Regions from separate parts of the Mus musculus genome. Here region 2 is linked to region 1. Evidence: chromatin contacts called from ENCODE Hi-C or POLR2A ChIA-PET data. All regions are on one chromosome and are shown on one strand. The core of a region is the stretch at or near the end of the contact, and the rest is flanking DNA. Distances in the headings are between cores, read along the strand shown. Region 1 holds the start of Lrrc4b (leucine rich repeat containing 4B). Region 2 has its middle 20 kb from the start of Syt3.

Evidence for each region. A loop is a pair of places that touch in the nucleus more often than their neighbours do. ChIA-PET counts read pairs that join two places held with the same protein, here RNA polymerase II (POLR2A).
Region 2: a loop to region 1 is called in a map of left cerebral cortex, with 2.2 times the contacts of the local background. The contact joins the enhancer-like site here to the promoter of Lrrc4b in region 1. A Hi-C loop is called at or near these places in 3 of 37 maps with a recorded cell type or tissue (T-helper 17 cell and left cerebral cortex). POLR2A ChIA-PET finds 5 or more read pairs at or near these places in 2 of 5 experiments (both embryonic stem cell).

What each region holds. Positions count from the first base shown.
Region 1 is chr7:44,440,246-44,445,621 of GRCm38, reverse strand. Lrrc4b (leucine rich repeat containing 4B) reads right to left here and starts at 3,135. Exons shown (of 3, transcript NM_198250.1): 1 at 3,091-3,135; 2 at 410-747. The coding sequence starts at 712.
Region 2 is chr7:44,401,095-44,407,009 of GRCm38, reverse strand. No RefSeq gene overlaps it. Among named protein-coding and RNA genes, the nearest start is that of Syt3, 20 kb to the right of the region's middle. Within about 2 kb of position 1,374, at least 1 of the 3 ENCODE cell types and tissues checked has a DNase peak (open chromatin) inside an H3K27ac peak, as active enhancers do.

The DNA of each region.
Region 1 (5,376 bases), core at 1,886-4,385:
CAGCCTCCACTCACCACTCTGCCAGTACCAACCCTAAACCCTGAGCCCCTTGGCCCCCATCATTCACCCAGCCAGTTCTCCAGGACCGGAAGGAAACCAGCCCCCACTAGAAGAAGACATTGAGGTTTTCTGGAGATGCCAGGTCAGGCCAACACAAGCGATGGTGAAGTGGAAGGGCCTCTCCTGGCTACCTCAAGGCACCCTGTACTGTGGTGTGGGGGTGTGACAGGCACCCCAGGAAAACGTACACAGCCTACATGGAAATATATCGCAAAGGTGGGCGGGGCGAGGACGTGAATCCGTGCGCAGACACCAGGAACTCCAGGATGAGAGGGATGAGGAGGGAGGCAGAGGCTTGCACCCTTTGTGCCTTGACCCACGGGCCAATCAGCGGCGGAGGCGGGCTCACCTGGATGCTGTTCTCTTGCAGGTTCAGGTAGCGGGTGTTGACAGGGATGCTGGCTGGCACCTCGGCCAGCTCCCTCCGCGTGCAGATCACCCGGCTGGCCTGGTTGCTGCAGGAGCAGGCGGCTGGGCAGGAGGTGGCTGGCGGGGAGCCTCCTCCAGCGGCTGAGGTCACGGCCACACCGCCCCCACCAGCCCTCAGGGGTGGGGAGAAGAGCCACAGGAGCAAGAGAGCCCCGTGGGGCCAGGACATCCTACCAGGCGGCAGCAAGGGGCACGGGGAGCCGCGGATGTGGGCCTGCGCCATCCTCAATGTTCATACTCCGAGGGCACGCTGGGGGGCTGTGGGAGAAGAGAGGGTGTTGGTCAGTAAGCAACAGGGACTCAGGCTGCCTGAGCTTCATCAGGCTCAGTTCCACCAGAAGTCCCTACCCCTGCTCAGAACCAAAGTTACAGGGACTTGGCCTTCCTGTGCCAGACCTCATCCTCCTCTGGGCCATTCTGCAGAAAGGATAAATGAGGCAAGAGAGAGGACATTTGTGCCCAAGGTCACTTGGTTAGTAAATGGCAACGTCAGCTAGATTCAAACTTAGGTCCTGCCAGGCCTGGGGTCGCAGGACTGCCCTTGTAGTTGCTCAAGATGTCGAGGCAGGAGCATTGAAAGTTGCAGACTGGCCTGGGCTAGAGAGAGTACATCCAGAGCCAACCTGGGCAATGCAGTGAGACCTCGTTCAAAACTAAAAAGTCAACATGTGGCTGGGCGGTGGGGCACATTCCCAGGATGCTCAAGGCCTTTGTTTCCACCCCTAGAACTGTTTGTTAAAAAAATTTTTTTTAAGTTGTGTCATTGCATTGAGTTCAGTTAGACAGGTAAGTATGTAGAGATAGAGGGACAGACAGACAGACAATGAGGCAAAGGCTCTGCCGGGGTGAAAAGCAACACTGATCAACTCCTATCACACACCAAGCGGGTTGCAGGTCCCCTGGGAGGCAGCGTCCCATCCCTCCATCCCTCCCTGCAGGTCTCTGTCCAGGTGTACGGGCACCAGAACCAGACATGAAGGCCCATCTCTGTATGCCCTCCTGCCCACCCTGGGGTCATCCCTCACTCCACTCAGGCCCTGTCCTGTCCTAGACTTGGAGGAGAGGTAATCGAGAGGGGACAGGAGGTAGCTGGGTTTCTGGCAGGAGGTGGGAGGCTGTTGGGGTGCCCCCACCCTGTGGTGGCCCTGTTGGAGACTATAGCAGTGCCCATGGGCCTCAAGATTGCAGGTGCTCCAAGGGAACACAGCCTGTGGCGGGACCTGTGCCAGCGGCTGTCGCAGGACAGGGCTGAGGAGCTGATGGAGTGGGGATGGAGCAGTAGGGACCCCCATGTCTGTGTCTGGGATGCAGGAATTCAGGGTCATTGTACACCCCCCCCCATCCTATCCCCTGTTTTCCTGAGTCCCGGGGGGAGGGACTCAGGCTAACCAAATGGCGCGCAGATAGGGCAGTGACTGCAGCCAGCACAGCAGGCGCCCTTCCTATGCATCAGCCGCTCCTGCCTGTGGAGGGCGGAAGCTGCTGGATTTTGTGCCTTGTCAAGGCCCACTGGGTGGCAGAGGGGGTCTGGCCTCAGGACTTACCCTCTGGCTCCCAATGGTCCCTCCACATGGCACCCCTGAGTGCTCACACACATAGAATCCCCTGAAACGGGGGGGCAGTAGGGGGAGAGGGGTCCCCATAAACATGATCACCCACCCACTCACACAAACAGCAGAGACAGACACACCCTCACACACGGCCTCTCTAATCCATGGACACAGGGCTGCCTGCCCCCCATGCAGGTGCGCATGAGCGCGCAAGCACGCGAGCGCGCGAGCAAGCACACACACACACACACACACACACACACACACACACACACACACACACTCCTGTAGCCTCCAAGATTTTAACCCAGATAGAAATATGTGTGCCGCCGCCGTGTATTGGAGCAAGTGTGTGAAGGCAGGGCTGGAAATGGAGACAGAGATGGAGACAGAGATAAAAAGAAACAGAGATGGAGACAGAGAGACAGACCAAGAGAAAATGACAGAGATGGTGAGAGGCACGGAAACAGAGACAAAGATAGAAAAGGGGGGGAAAAGACAAAGACAAAAACCGGCACAGAGATAGACAGAGGCCAAGGGACAGAGACCGTGACAGAGAGGCAGAAACAGAGAAATAGACAAAAAGACGGAGATGGAGAGATGGACCCAGGAGCAGAGACTGACAGGATCAGAGAAGCGGAGGCACGAGAGACCGAGAGATAGACAGAAAGACAGAGAGGCAGAACCCCCCCACCCCCCCACCGCCTCAGGGCTGGCCACCACACGCTGCCTTCACTAGCTTGCCTCGGCAGGGGCCGGGGGCCTTTGTTCCCACACATGTGGCCAGGGAGCTTTCTCCTCAGTCCACTCGGCTCCACGATCCCCACTTCCTGATACTCTGGCAACGACCAGCCAAGGGTCTGTGCTCACCGAGCCCACCATCCCCCAGGCCAGCGCCCGGGTCTCCTCCCCCACCAAGGCTGCCAGTGCACACCCCGTCGAGGCTTCTGCAGTAGCAGCTCCCCTCCCTCCCCTCCCGCCTCTCCTGCCACCACCATCTCCTTGTCCTTGTCTCCCCGCTCCCAGAGCACACACTCTGAGGGACACTCACCCTGGCGGCTTGGCTTCCGATGGCCTTCTCTCTGTGCCCCAGGCCCCCCCCTCCACATGCCTGCAGTTGCCCGGGGCCCTGCCACCCCAGCTTCCTACTGCTTCCCGTTGAGCTTGTGCTGAGGGGGGGGGCGCAGGGGCTTCTTGGGTCTCCCTGCACCCCCCCCCGTCTGTCGCCCTCCCCACCCTCTAGGGGAGCCTGGCCTTTTTCTCTTGGCCACCACACGAGCAAGCCCTTGCCTCCTGTGGTCCTGTGTCCCCCACTTTACTCCCCCCAACACCAGCTTCCTTTCTCTTCACTCACAGACACAGCCTCTGCCCCTCTCCCCAGCTCCCCGACTCTGTCTTGTCTCCCCGAGGACCCCCAGACCTCTTGTCGGTCTGTCCTCCTCCTCCACTGTCCCTGTCAGTCTGTCATTGCTGGGAGCCTGGCTCAGTCAGGTTCCCACTGTCCGTCTGTCTGTCCTGGGGCCTGCCTCCTTGTCTCTCTCCCAGCTCTGCCTTGCTCCCTTTCTCTGCGATTACAATTTCTAGTCACACGGCAGTGCAGAGCCCAGCTCGCTCCCTCCCCGCCCCCTCCCTCCTTCTTTCTCTCCTTCCAGCGGGGAGGGCGCTCCCTTCCTCCTTCCCTCCACCCTCACTCAACTCCCCCCTCCCAGCTAGCTCGGCCAGGGGGTGGCCTCCCCCTCCCCCGCTAATCAAAGGCTCCGTTATCTAATTAACCCGTTGGTTCTGGGCAGTCAGGGAAGGTCGGGGGAAGCGGGGGAGGAAGGTTGTCGGCTGTGCTGCCAGGGGAGAGGGGTTTGGACTGTGCCAAGCTAGAGCCTCATGGCAGGCACACACACACACACACACACACACACACACACACACACACACACACACACACAGCAGCCTCGGCTGCAGAACCAGGCTGGGCAGCATGGACTCCATGCCGCTGGACCAAGACATCCCTCCTACATCCTCAGGGTCCACCCTGGCGCTCCTGCATCTGCTCTAGGTCCCCCCACTACCTCATGCAGCTGCTGATTCAACCCCATTCCAGTATTCCAGTCAACCTATGCCAGCCAACTTAGGCCCATGTCACCATCAACCTTTCAGCTGAGACCAGCACTCATTCTTGCCACAAAGAAAGCTACCCCTGATGCCAACCCCCCCCCAGCCACAGACTAATACCCACCTCCTGGTGCCCTCTGCAGAACAGGCTGTGAAGCTACACTTTGCTATTCACTTCATGTGTCCCTTCATCTATCCATGCTTCCTTCTATCTGTCCATACAGCCATTCATCTATCTATCCATATACCCATACAGTCATCTATATATCCACCTATCAACCCACTCCTCCATCCAACATCCATCCATCCATCTGTCCATCTATGTATCCACCCTCTACCCATCTATCCATCCTCTTATCTATATATCTATCCTTCCATTTACCTATTTCTTTCCTTGTCCATCCAACCCTTTATCCATGCATCCATCTCTTCTGCTACCCGTCCATCCATTCATCCATTCATAAATTCCCTTATCTACATACCTATTCATCCATCCCGTTAGCCATCTCTCCATTCTTTATCCATGCATCAGCCATCCATTTATTGATTTATCTTCACTCATTTATGTCTCTACCCATCCCTTTATGTATTCATCCATCCATCCATCCATCCATCCATCCATCCATCCTTCTACCTCTTTATATCTGCCCATCTATCACCCCTCCCTTTTCCACTTACTCTATCTAAAACCTATTTATGAAGCCCCCACTCTGTGCCAGGCACTGAAGCATATGCCAAGTGCTTACGAATGGGTACAAGGCTCAGCATACCATGACCCACAAATGCAAGTAGTGCTAGTTAGAGCTCTGGGAAGGGGCTGAGCTGGATTTCTGAATCTGCCTCTTTGCCATATGGCCTCAGTTTCTGAGTTCTGGTGTCCTTCACTGTGAGGAGGGTAGTACAGGCTGCCTGCCATAGTGGCTGGAGGTTGAAAGAGTAGTGTTCTGAACACAGGCTGTCCTGTCTCAGCTCATGCTCAGCTAGCTCCTGACCTAGCCATCACCTCACTCCTGCCTGGACTCTGCTCCACAGTGTGTCTGGTCCCTCAAGTGACCAGCCAGATCCCTCCCTTTGCTGCTCAGGGCCCTCCAGCAACTTCTGAATCACACAGATAAAGGTTAAAAACCTCACTCCTCAGTCAGCTTCTGCTCTGACCTCCCTCCTGGAGCTGAGCACCAGCCTGGGGCTGAGGGCGAGCGAGGCTTTGTGGTTGTTCTTCACTCTGCCTGTA
Region 2 (5,915 bases), core at 125-2,624, 37 kb after region 1:
TTCTCAACCTCTCTCTGTCTCTGTTTCTCTGTCTCTCTCTCCAAGTTTGCTGCCCTCTCCCATGTCTTGCCCCACTCCTCAGCTATTGTCTTGGCTCTCCAGCGTCTTCCCTGTCTTTTCCCTGCTCACTCTCTGCCTGTCACCATGGCCCCCATTTTTATCACGGCCACCTTCTCTATTCCTGTCCTCCACACCGTTATCACCTCTGGCCTGTCTTCCCTGTCTCTGTGACTGCCACCGTCTCCTCTATATCTGCTCATTTATCTCCTTCCCCTTTATCATTGTCTCCTTGGTCTTAGTCTGTTCTGTCAGTCTGTGTGTGCTCCCTTGGACACTATTCCTAGAGCTCTTTGTCTCTATCTTGGCCTGGGAACCTTTGTCTCAGCTGTCCCAGGTCTGGTGCTAACACATCCACCACGTTCCTTTCTCTGCTTCCTTTAACTCTATCCTCTCTGTTCCTATCAATACCATGTCTGACTCCATCCTTTCTCGTCTCTGTCCTGACCCTGTCCTCAGACCCTACCTCAGGGCCCTCCATCTGACTCTGACCCATCCTTCTATCTCTGTCCCTTCCATCTTCCTAACAACCCCATCTGACCTTTCTCAGTACAACCACCATCTCCTGGCCTCTGATGTTTCCCGGATGCTATCATTGTCTCCCTGTCACCTCCTGCTTCTCCTTGGCTGTAGTTTAGGCCTTGGGTTCCTGTGAGCTGAGCATGTGGGAGGTCTGTGACCCTGAATAGCTGTTTCTCTCAGTCTGTGTCTTATGGTCTCTCTGTACTTCTGTCCCTCAATGGGACTTTTAAAAGGCCACCTACTTTCCTGAGCCTTTTCTTAGAGTGCCACCAATCAGTCGGGTAGTTGGTCTGGCTGTCCCTATCTGGCCTCTCACGTCACTCCTCATCTCACACATTTTCCCGCCTTTTGTCTCCAACAAGCCCATGAGAGCATGGGCGCATGCGCAACAACCTATGTTTTTCTGAGGGGAGGGGGCGGCTCGCGTGCTTCTGCAAGCCGGCTTGGCAACTACTGACGTCACAAAATGGGTCCCTCTTATTGGCTGCATTTCATCAGGGAGGTGGCCATGCGTTGCCAAGCGCTAGGCGCAAGCAGAGAACCCTAGAAACTCGCGTTGTCATGGCAACTCTGCTTCCAGGAGACTCCTTCGCTATTTCCGCTAATCTGATTGGGCAACTCTTGGCTTCATGCCTGCTTCTGATTGGATGTCAAAGAATTTGGCTGCTTCCTTTCAGTACTTTTCCTCTCTCCTCTAGGGAGCAGGGCAGTGTGACTTAGAGTCTCCAAGGGAGTGCGAGGAGCGTCGGCCATGACACCGGAATTCGGCCTGAGTCAGCTGACTGGGCTGGCTTTCTTACACGCAAGTTCCCGCGCCTCCGGTTAGAGGACACCAAAGAACGCCTGGCTCTTAAAACCTTGGTGACTGATGGCATCATCAGAGATCCGCTGGCCATTGGCGCCCTCTCTTCTGGCTAGCACCCAGAGGCTTTGCGGACTATAACCGGAAAGGAGAAACCCGTGTGTCCAGGAAGTCAGGAACCTGTTCTCAAGTCCTTAAACATGCAAAAGATGGCATTATTGTTATCTTTTATAACCATGTGACCAAATGTGCCCACTCAGAGTAGACACCTTAGCTAGGTCTAGACACCTATCTTTGTTTTGCCTAACAGTTGTTATCTATGATTTTCTTTTCTATTAATAAAAATTTTTAAAATTACCAATTGTAAGCTTTTAGAAAAAAAAAGTCTAGTGACAGACAGTACAGAGAGTTTCATTCGCCTCTCAACACCTCCCCCCAACTTCCGCTATTATTAATATCCTCATAGCAATAGGAGACATTTGTTTCAACTGGTGAGACCACATTAACATAGTGTTGTGTTGGATGATCTTGACAGGATCTAGAATCACCAAGGAAATAAGACTCTAGCCATGCCCGGGAGGGGTTATCTAGGTGACTCACTGTTCCAAGCTGCCACCACCCAGACTTCCCTGCCAGGGTTTGCTGTATTCCCAAACCGTAACAATGGACCCTCCCTCCCTCCCTCCCTTCCTTCCTTCCTTCCTTCCTTCCTTCCTTCCTTCCTTCCTTCCTTCAACTGCTTTGGTCCCCAGTTTTGTCCCAGCAGTGTAGAGTAGCTAATACATTTTTTGTTACTGTTGCCTCTCCGCCCTGGTCATAATGAATAGAGCTGTTACAAACACTCTAACATGTTTTTAACTCTTCTGGGTTAATGCCAAGAAGCAGGATTGAGGCTCCAGATGCTATGAGTGCACTTAGTTCTTGTAAGAAAAAGGTCAAAGTATCTTCAAAAACAGGTTGTGACTTGGCGTTCCCACCCACAGCAAAGGAGTGCCTGTGGCACTTTGTATCCTTGCAAGCATTTGGTGATACTGATGTGTTAGATTTGGGACTGGGATGGTTGGAGTGAGAATGGCCCCATGGCCCATTGATTTGCAAGCTTTGTCCCCAGTTGATAAACTCTTTGGGAAAGGGTAGGAGGTGTGGCCTTGTTGGAGGAGGTATGTCGCTGGGTTTGGCCTTTGAGGCCTTCCCCCACCCCCTGCCTGTTGTTTATGGATATAAAGCTCTTGGCTATTGCTCCAGTGCAATGTCACCATGATGATAATGAACTAGCCCTCAAAAATGCTTGCCCCTAGTTAAACGCTTCCCTTTATAAGAGTTGCCTTGGGCATGGCGTTTATTGTTTTAAAATTTGAAATTTGCTGATGATATACAATATTGGACATATTTCTATGCACTTAACATGTTTAACATTGTGTGTGTGTGTGTTTTCATGCCACAGCACGTACATGAAAGACAGAGCTTGACATTGTGTGTCTTCTTCAATTGCCTTCTACCCTGCTTTGTTTTGTTTTTGAGACAGGGTCTTTCTACGTAGCCCTGGCTGGCCTTGAACTCACAGATATGTGTCTGCCTCTGCCACCGGAGTGCTGGAATTAAAGATATGTACCGGGCTGGTGAGATGGCTCAGCGGGTAAGAGCACTGACTGCTCTTCCAAAGGTCTTGAGTTCAAATCCCAGCAACCACATGGTGGCTCACAACCATCCATAATGAGATCTGACGCCCTCTTCTGGAGTGTCTGAAGACAGCTACAGTGTACTTACATATGATAAATAAATCTTAAAATATGTACCACCACAGCTGGCTTTCCACCTTGGTTTTTTGTTTTGTTTTTTGCTTGTCTGTTTTTGTTTGTTTGTTTAAGACAGGGTTTCTTACTGAATCTGAAGCCTGACATTTCAGCTACACTGGCTGGCCAGAGAGCTTGTGGGATCTTCTTGCTTCTCCCTCCCTGGCCGTGTGAGACCGCAGGTGCACTCGACTGCACTCAGGCTGCGTCTGAGCTCTGGTTCATAGGCTTGGGCATCGCGGGCTTCGTGCACTGAGCTGTTCCCCCACCACAGGGATGGATGTGTGATCTTGATTGTCAACGTGATTGGACCCAGACGCACCTAGGAAATTCATAAAACACACCTTTGGATGACTGTGAGCTGTGGGTCTGGATTCAGGGTCACACACATCATAGGTACACAGGCACTCATCCACTCTGCGCTCCCGGCTTCCGGATATGAGCCGCTTTGCCCTATCAAGATTGACTGGAACCTTTGTAACCATGAACCGACACAAACCTCCCTTCCCTTGTTTGATCAGGAATTTTGTCATTGGCAGCAAAACTATCTGTGTACCATATTTAGTAAAGGTCGAGACCTTTTCTTCCTTTGTAAATTGAGTTAAGTGTTTACTGTTGTGTTGTCTTTTGTGCCCTGTCTCAGTTGGCCCAGGCTGACTTTGGAGATTCTATGTAGCTGAGATTGACCTTGCCCTTCTGTTCTGGTCTGTATCACCTGACTGCTAGGGCAACGGGTGTGGGCCGCTGGGGCTGGCTGGGTTGTCTGTGTTCTTTTTTGCTGGGGAGGTTTCAGAGTTTTGATGGGGGAAAGGGGGAAACAAGTCTTTACCTGCTGTTTTGCAAAGAATTATTTTTTCATGATCTGCAACTCTTCAATTTTCTTTTTAAAAATCACACATATATATGTGCCCACTATTTGGTGTACATGTGCCATAACATGTGGAGGTCAGAGGACAAGTTGTAAAGTTGGTTCTCTCTTTCCACTATATGGGGGCCTGGGATCAAACTCAGGTTGTCGAGCTAGGCAGCAAGTGCCTTTACTGAGCCTTCTTTTAATTCTCTTAATTCCTGATTTTCTTCCTTTCTTTTTTTCCTTCCTTCTTCCTTCCTTCCTTCCTTCCTTCCTTCCTTCCTTCCTTCCTTCCTTCCTCCCTCCCTCCCTCCCTCCCTCCCTTCTTTCCTTCTTTCTCATATACGAGTACACTGTTGTTGTCTTCAGACACACCAGAAGAGGGCATCAGATCCCACTACAGATGGTTGTGAGCCACCATGTGGTTGCTGGGAATTGAACCCAGGACCTCTGGAAGAGCAGTCAGTGCTCTTAACCGCTGAGCCATCTCTCCAGCCCCCATTAATTCCTGATGTTCACACCGTCCCTCTTCATCCAAAATCCACATGCTTTGTGTAGTCCCTACCAGGCACTCATGTGTCAGGCCTATCCAGTCAGAGTTTTTAATCACCCTGAGCTTCTGCAAATGGGCATGTGGCCCAAGTGAGAGTGAATTGTGGGACTTTGATCTCAACATTCAGAACAGATCCCTTGGAGCTGGTGTTAGAGGTAGTTGTGAGTGGCTTCACACAGATCCAAATCCTCTCCAAGAGCAGCAAGCGCTTTTAAACAGTGAGCCATTTCTCTAGTCCCTTAAGTTTGTCTGTTTTCAAACAACTTTAATAAGGTTTGGTTTATATATATAATAAAATGTGCAGGCTGTTTTGTTTTGAGTCAGGGTCTCATGTACTCCAGGCTGGCTTCAACTTTTATGTAGCCCAGGCTGGCCTTAAATTCCTGCTCTTCTTATCTCAGCCTCTCCTGGAGTGCTAGGACGCAGTGTGCACCACCATGTCAGACTCTGGTTTTACAGAGATCCTTGTGCACATGGGTTCAGGACAACATTATTCACAGAAACCGAAAGGTGAGAGGAGATGCCTCTGTCAACTGATGACTGAGTGTCTCTGAGGATGTGGTGCAATACGGAGGGCGTGGCTAACACATTCGCAGCTCGCACAGCCCTGAGTTCAGTCTCCAACTGCAGAAGTACAACATAGCAAAGTTCTAGATGACTAGGTGAGCAAAAGTTGTATGTTTGCAGATGAGGGAATACTTGCTCATCTTCAGAAAGAAGCTGGCCCAAGTATGATAGCTCATGGCTCTGATCTTAGTTAACACTTGGGATGTTGAGGCAGGAGAATTGCCATGAGTTCAAAGTCAGCCTGGGAGAGAAAGGAGGGGAAAAGGAGGAGAGGAGAGGAAGGGGAGGGGAGGGGAAGGGAAAGGAAGAGAGAAGAGGGGAAGGGGAAGAGAGGAGAGTTGGGGATCTCTGAATAAGAGTATCTTGGTTTTAGACTGGTCCTCACATCCAATAGCAGATGTTCTTGTAACAGACAAGCAGAGACGCTGGGGTAGAGCTCAACAGGAGGACTTGCCCAGCATGTAATAAGCCCTGGGTTCCATTCCAACTTCTCAAAAACCAGGGATGGTGGTGCACACTTGCCACCCCAGCATTTAGAAGGTGGAAGCTAGAGGATTCGGAATTCAAGGTCATTCTCAGCTACCTGATGTGTTCAAGCCAGCCTGAGCCACATGAAATGCTGTCTCAAACAAAACGAACTGAGCTGGGAGACAAGGGGCAGTCCTATGAGGAACCAACTAGACTGGAGTGGTGTATGTTAGCTATGCAAGGCCAGGCTTGCCCACCTCGATCAGTTGCCAAGGGACGAGCACGGATTGGATTCTCTCCAAC